Regions from separate parts of the Homo sapiens genome. Here region 1 is linked to region 2. The links are chromatin contacts, found by Hi-C in ENCODE. All regions are on one chromosome and are shown on one strand. The core of a region is the stretch at or near the end of the contact, and the rest is flanking DNA. Distances in the headings are between cores, read along the strand shown. Region 1 holds the start of SPRR5 (small proline rich protein 5). Region 2 holds the start of LINC00302 (long intergenic non-protein coding RNA 302).

Evidence for each region. Hi-C counts contacts between places; a loop is a spot of excess contacts on that map.
Region 1: a loop to region 2 is called in a map of lower leg skin, with 4 times the contacts of the local background. The contact joins the promoter of SPRR5 here to the promoter of LINC00302 in region 2. A Hi-C loop is called at or near these places in 1 of 168 maps with a recorded cell type or tissue (lower leg skin).

The regions. Positions count from the first base shown.
Region 1 is chr1:152,945,475-152,948,506 of GRCh38, reverse strand. SPRR5 (small proline rich protein 5) reads right to left here and starts at 1,301. Exons shown (of 2, transcript NM_001395435.1): 1 at 1,259-1,301. All of the region lies in intron 1 of LINC01527 (long intergenic non-protein coding RNA 1527), which reads left to right.
Region 2 is chr1:152,654,150-152,657,125 of GRCh38, reverse strand. It overlaps LINC00302 (long intergenic non-protein coding RNA 302), which reads right to left and starts at 1,649. Exons shown (of 2, transcript NR_145430.1): 1 at 1,579-1,649; 2 at 322-815. It also overlaps the pseudogene LCEP3.

The DNA.
Region 1 (3,032 bases), core at 52-2,551, 290 kb before region 2:
CACTTGAGCCATAGAGAGACCCTAAGCCCAGGTGAACCCCCTGCCACATTCCTGTCCTGCTCTGCTTTTACCTTGCCCTGATCCCTTCACAGATTTAAGAGGAGTGTGTGTGTGTGTGTGCGCGCGCGCATGTGTAAACTTTAAGTGTTTACAAGTTATTTCAACTCTTTTCAAGACAAAGAAACATGGAAGGAAGGAAAGATAGGAAAGGAGGAAGGGAGGGAAAACAGAAATGTTAGGAGGGGTTGAAAAGAAAGAAAAACATAAAAAAAGAAAAGGGAGAGAGAGGAAAAAAAAGAGGAAGAATGAAAGAGCAGACTGTTGTATCCTATTATAGCAAAACCTGTGGCATCTGGAATAAATTGCCTGGGATCTGAGTTCTGGCTAAATCATTTATTAACTATATGATTTTGAGCAACTAAGGTTTTCCATACTTACCTCTCTTAGAGTTGGTGCAAAAATTAAATGAGTATATAAAATACATACTTAAAATATGCATGCATACGTAGGTATGTATGTACCGACACACACATGCAGAGTAGTAGCACAAAATGAACACTATATAAGAGTTGTAATTTGTTAAGTAAATTCATAAACAATTTAAAAGGCGCATCTTAACCACTCTCTAAAGGAGTTTATAAAGAGAAAACTCTAGAGATAGATGAAATGGACTATCTAGCTTGCCTCTCTCAATTACAGTTGAGGAAAGCAAACCTCAGAGGGAAGGAATGGCTTCAAAGCCACTCGGCATAGATGGTGGGAAAAGAGGTCTCCTGATTCCCAGAGCAGAGCCTTCCATGGTGCCACATCGTCTTGTCCCTGCAGCCCTTTGCTCCATGGACATCCACAACTCTGCTGTCCCAAGGGAGTCTGTTCTCTTTCCTTCCTGCCTTCTCTTTTCTTTGAAAGGACAGTCCTTCCAGTTGCTCTGCCCAGAACTGGTCTCTCCTCTCCTACTAATTCCCTCTTAGCACCTGACAAGATGCAACACCCACACCATGCCAGCAGCATCGCTGAGATACTGACCCTCTTGTAGATACCCCCCTCCTTCTCCCTGCTCAGCCCAGCCTCCCACACTACTCTGCTGGATAACTTGCTGGACCCAAGATAGGTTTGTCACAAATGATATGGAAAAAAGAGGTACCCCAAAAGACCCATCCTTTCTGACCACCACCCAGAGAATCAGCCCAGTCCATAGTTGGTTAGGGATGCAGGCAAGGCAAGGCTGCTATAAGAGGTACTACCTTTCCAGACTTACCAAGGTTCACCAGCGACTGGAGCAGATAGGTGTGGAGGGGTTTGGGATGCTCTGAGCCTATCTACCTTTTATATACCTCTCATCCCTGCCTGAGGCCATGAGGTGGCCCAGGATTGGGGTGTCCTAATTAGTCCCTAGTCACAATAGGATCCACCTGTCCTTCCTCAAATTTTAAGTTTTACTCACCCCCAGGGCTGGTATGGCGGGATTTGGAGATGACAGTGCCTTCACCCTCCCCTTGCCTCATCTCCCCATCATTTTACGAGGACTGGCTTCCTTGGATTTCCAAACCCACTCATGACTTTTGACTTAGATCCCTGGCATCTAGGATGGTCCCAAGCAAGCATTCCGACCATGCTGGGTGTGGGGGTGTGAGGGCAGTGTTCTGGGATGTTCTGGTTGGCAGAGAGGAGGGGATGGGACAGGCAGCTTATGCAGGTAACATAAGAAAACAGCTGAGGGGGCAGATGGCTCTCTTGGAAACCCACCACCCTCAGCAAAGTTGTGACTTTGACTTGACCTAGGCTCAGAGTCACATTCAGCTTGAACTGGTGGGAAGACAAGACAAGAGGCTTTCATTTTTTACCTATTGTTATTTATACAAGAAATGGCAGCTGCCACTCTCTGTCTGTTCTGCTATTGGGAAAATCGTTAGGCCCCATTCGGGGAAACTGGTTGGTTACAGTAGATAGTGCTTATCTCTAAATCTCCCTACATATATCACATATCCATATGACTCCAGGGTTCCCAGGGAAATGATTATCATAAGGTGGAGGGGGTGGGGGAAGCTAAGAAGCATTGCATTAGAGTGAGCTCATGGAGGAGTCACAGTGACTGGATTCTGGGTTCTGAGCTCCTGGGGCCCCAGTCCTGGCTCTTCCTCCTAACTTCTGTTAGAAGTTCCAGGACAAAGAAGGGTGGCACGGGATACAGACTTGGATGCTTCCCATACCTGGCAAAGGATGGAGCTCATCTTTAAAAAATTCCCAAGTGGTGCTCAGACTGAGGCTCTGCCTTTTACCAGTTGGGTGACCTTAGGAACCAGATGTTTTTGCACTTCAATTTTCTCACCTGCTAAAGAGGGTAACAGCACCATTCTGCATGTCAGTTGTAAGGATTAAAATGGACAACTTATTTAAAGTATGTGCAAGTGTTTGGCACAAAATGCATGGTCAACAGTCGTTGGGTGCTCCATGGAGATGGGCTTTGAATACTAGGGCAAGACACACTCTTAGAAATATGGAATAGGAAGTTGAAAAAAGTTGGAGGCAAGTAGTGGCACTTGCCACCCAGTGTCATAAGCTCTTGGTTGAAAGAGACAGGAGGAATAAGTTCAAGGAATCCACTGGAAGTCATGTTGACTATAGTTAATAACAATATGTGACATGAAAATTGCTAAATGAGTAGATTTTAAGTGTTTTCGCCACACAAAAATGATACATATGTGAGGTAATACATGTATTAAATAGCTTGATTTAGTCATCCCACAATATATTCATATATCAAAACATCACATTGTACACTGTACATATATATAATTTTTACTTTTCCCCTAAAAATACATTAAAAAAGACTTTTGAGTGAGAGAAATGGAAATAGGCAAGCTAGTCCTGAAGATGGCACATTTTAAATCTCAGCCATGAAATTTAGCCATGGTTCCACTATTTAATAAAAGCCTTAGAACATCCCAAGACCTTGGGGAGTCATGCTGCATCACTAGAAGACACAGGTGTGGAAACCGATGTTCTCTCTCTTAAACCATGGTCCTGACTCT
Region 2 (2,976 bases), core at 400-2,899:
GGACATTTTCTTTCATAGTCACCTAAAAGACAATTATTTAAAGGAATATTTTGAACATATTATAGTAATATTTTCCCCGATACACCATTATATCCTTAATTTATTTATTTCAACAGTGTGTTCATATTTTAGGTTATTTATTTCATCTTATTTTATTTATTAAAACAAAGCATTTATGTATTTTTAAAAGTTAATTTATGTTGGAGGGTTGATTTTTCTTCTATTCATCCAAAGTTAGGAACCTTAGCAGTGTATTCAGGAAGAAGAAATGGGAATTGGTAAGTAGATGGAAACATAAAATATTTAAAAATAGAAGCAAGGAAACTTGAAAATATTTATTGTGGCAAAGCAGCTTGTTCAGAGCAATCACATCCAAACTTCAAGAGAGCAAATTTTTGAGCCCAGCCCCAAGCCACTGTGCCAATGGCTGCTTCTGAGACACACCTCAGGCATAGCAATGCTCTGAGGCAAGAGCTCTTGAAGGTATGAAAGGCACTGATGAACGAGATGCATGAGACTGGTGCAGGTTGTTGGTGTTTCGGTTACTCAGGTGATGCTCAAAGTCCTGGTAGCAGCAGCCCCAAAGCAATAGCTGGAGCTCTGATGCCAACATCAGCTGAAGCCACAGCAGCCCCAAAGCTAGGCCCACAGCAGTCCCAGAGCTAGGCCCACAGCAGGAAGAGACTTGAACAGGGCACCTTAGGAGGGCTCTTAGGGGGACATTTTGGGGGGCACTTGGTAGTGGGCCCTTTAAGAGGAGGCTGGCACAGCTGCTGGGTTTGCTGGCAGGACATCTTTGTGGGAGTTCAGTCAACCTAAAAGCCAATAGAGGTGTTTTATAGACTTGTTAAATCTTAGATCATTGTTTCCTCCTTTGGAATCTACCCTGGGGCTGCTGACATATTGAACAAATCATAACCCCCCACCCTCCCCCACACACACACAGTCAAGCCAAAGCCTCCATCTTGTTCATTTCTCTGTCTCTAAGATATGGCACAGTTCTTGTCACATAGATGATGTCCAATAAATGTAGATTTCCCCCTGAAATGGAAGCACCACAAGAGCAGGGATTATCCTCCCCTCTTTTGCATACTTCTATATTCCAATGTCTAGAATAACACCAGGTAATTAGTAGGAGCTCAATAAATAGCTGGTGATATAGGAATAATATATGAATGAATAAATAAAGGAGAAAAGAAAGGTAGCCAAGAAGGGAGGGAGGAAGAGATTGGGGAAGGGAAGGAGGGAGGGAATTATATCTGAGGTAGAGGAAAGGATACCAGTTGGCATTTCATGGTAATATTGGGTATTGCCATTTTCTCTGTGTGCCTCTGCCATCTTCTCTAAGCATCTAGAAATGGATCTATGAGATGTGAATAGCGTGGAATAATCCCTCCCCAGCCAGCTGACTCAGTTGCCAGAAGCCAGATATTGGCAAGAATTTGGATTGGCTAATCCCTCTAATTCCCAGGGACTCTTAATTCCCAGGCTGGATCTTCCTAGGCCAACATCTCTCCTCCTATTACCCTCTTTTTTCCTGTCTTTCCTTTCCCCCTGTGATTTTCAACAGCTACTTACCCTTTCAGTTGTGCTCTGTCTAGGTTCCAAAAGATCCACTCACCCTGGTCAGACCCAGGTGTGGAGCAGGCAGTCCCCAGGGTGTCAGGGCAGATGAGAAGCGGGGTCCTGACACACATTTTATAGGCAGGCACTCGCCTGACTGGGCCTTAGTGAGCCATGGTTCTGGGTGGAGCAGGAAGTGGTTCCTCCCATACTGGGGCATCTGCAGGGTAATTCCTGACATTTCCCTCCCTGTCTCTTCAATCCATCCTTCCCAGGGAGATACTGAGTTACTCTTCTGAAGCTAGAGAACGAAATCTCATCAAAGTATATTATTTCCTAGGCTGGGACTCCATAAAGCGGCATAGGATTCCTGACCCTTGAGACAAGAATCTGGTTTCTCAAGACTCTATGGTCCTGTTCCTTCTTGGAAATAAATAAATAAGTTTCCTTTCTTCCTAATTCAGTCTGTGATCCAGCTTCTCACTCTCTTTCTCTTTTCAAAAACATATATTAACTGTAACTTTTTAAAGAGGATTCTTTTTTTAAATGTTTTTTCAAAATAAGGGATCCTATTGCATTCATTGAATGTCGGTGTTCTCCCTGTCTATCAAAGTTCTTCTGTAAGAACTGGATACTTACACTCTTTCCCTTCACAAAGTCTTCCCAATTTTAAGAAACTATGTTTTACTCTTACATTTTACTTAAACATTTGACATTTCAATGACTTTCTGCTAGCAAGAAATAGTATAAATATCTACGATTTCTTAAAACGTCAGGTACAATTGCTTTTGAACTATATAGACCTATTTTCACTTTATAAGTCACATTTTTCTGCCAGTAAAATTGTTACAAGTTCGCAAAATGAAATAAGTACATTATTATTTCAGGATATTCTTTTTGTCCATCAGTTCCTCCATGTTAACCTATTAGAGATTTGTATCAGTCTGTGTCCATTCAGGAAAACAGAAACACTCCTTATTTTGACAGAAACAATAAGCATTGGATTAAACAGGTGTTAGAGGATTGAAAAGGCAAATATGGAGAATTCTAGCATCACGCGGAACAGCTATTGCCACACTAAGGATAGGGAACAAGGGAAAGGAGATGGACTTCTTGAAACCTAGGAATTTAGAGGAGAGACCTGCAGAGCGAGAACCCAAGCTTCTGAGGTGGGACACTGGCTAGTGGGGCCGGTGCTTCTGAGGAAAGGAGAAGAGGATAGTTCTGGAAGTGTGGAGAAAACTGGGAACAGGAACCAACTGCTGCTGCCAGATTAAAAAAAAAAAAAAAAAAAATCTATAGGGTGACACTTACAGGCCTTTCTTTCTCTCCTGACTTCTGCGTCTCTTGCGCCCCCTAGTGACAAAACCTAATAGAGGACTGCCCGCGAAGTAGAACCACGGTTGCAAAGCC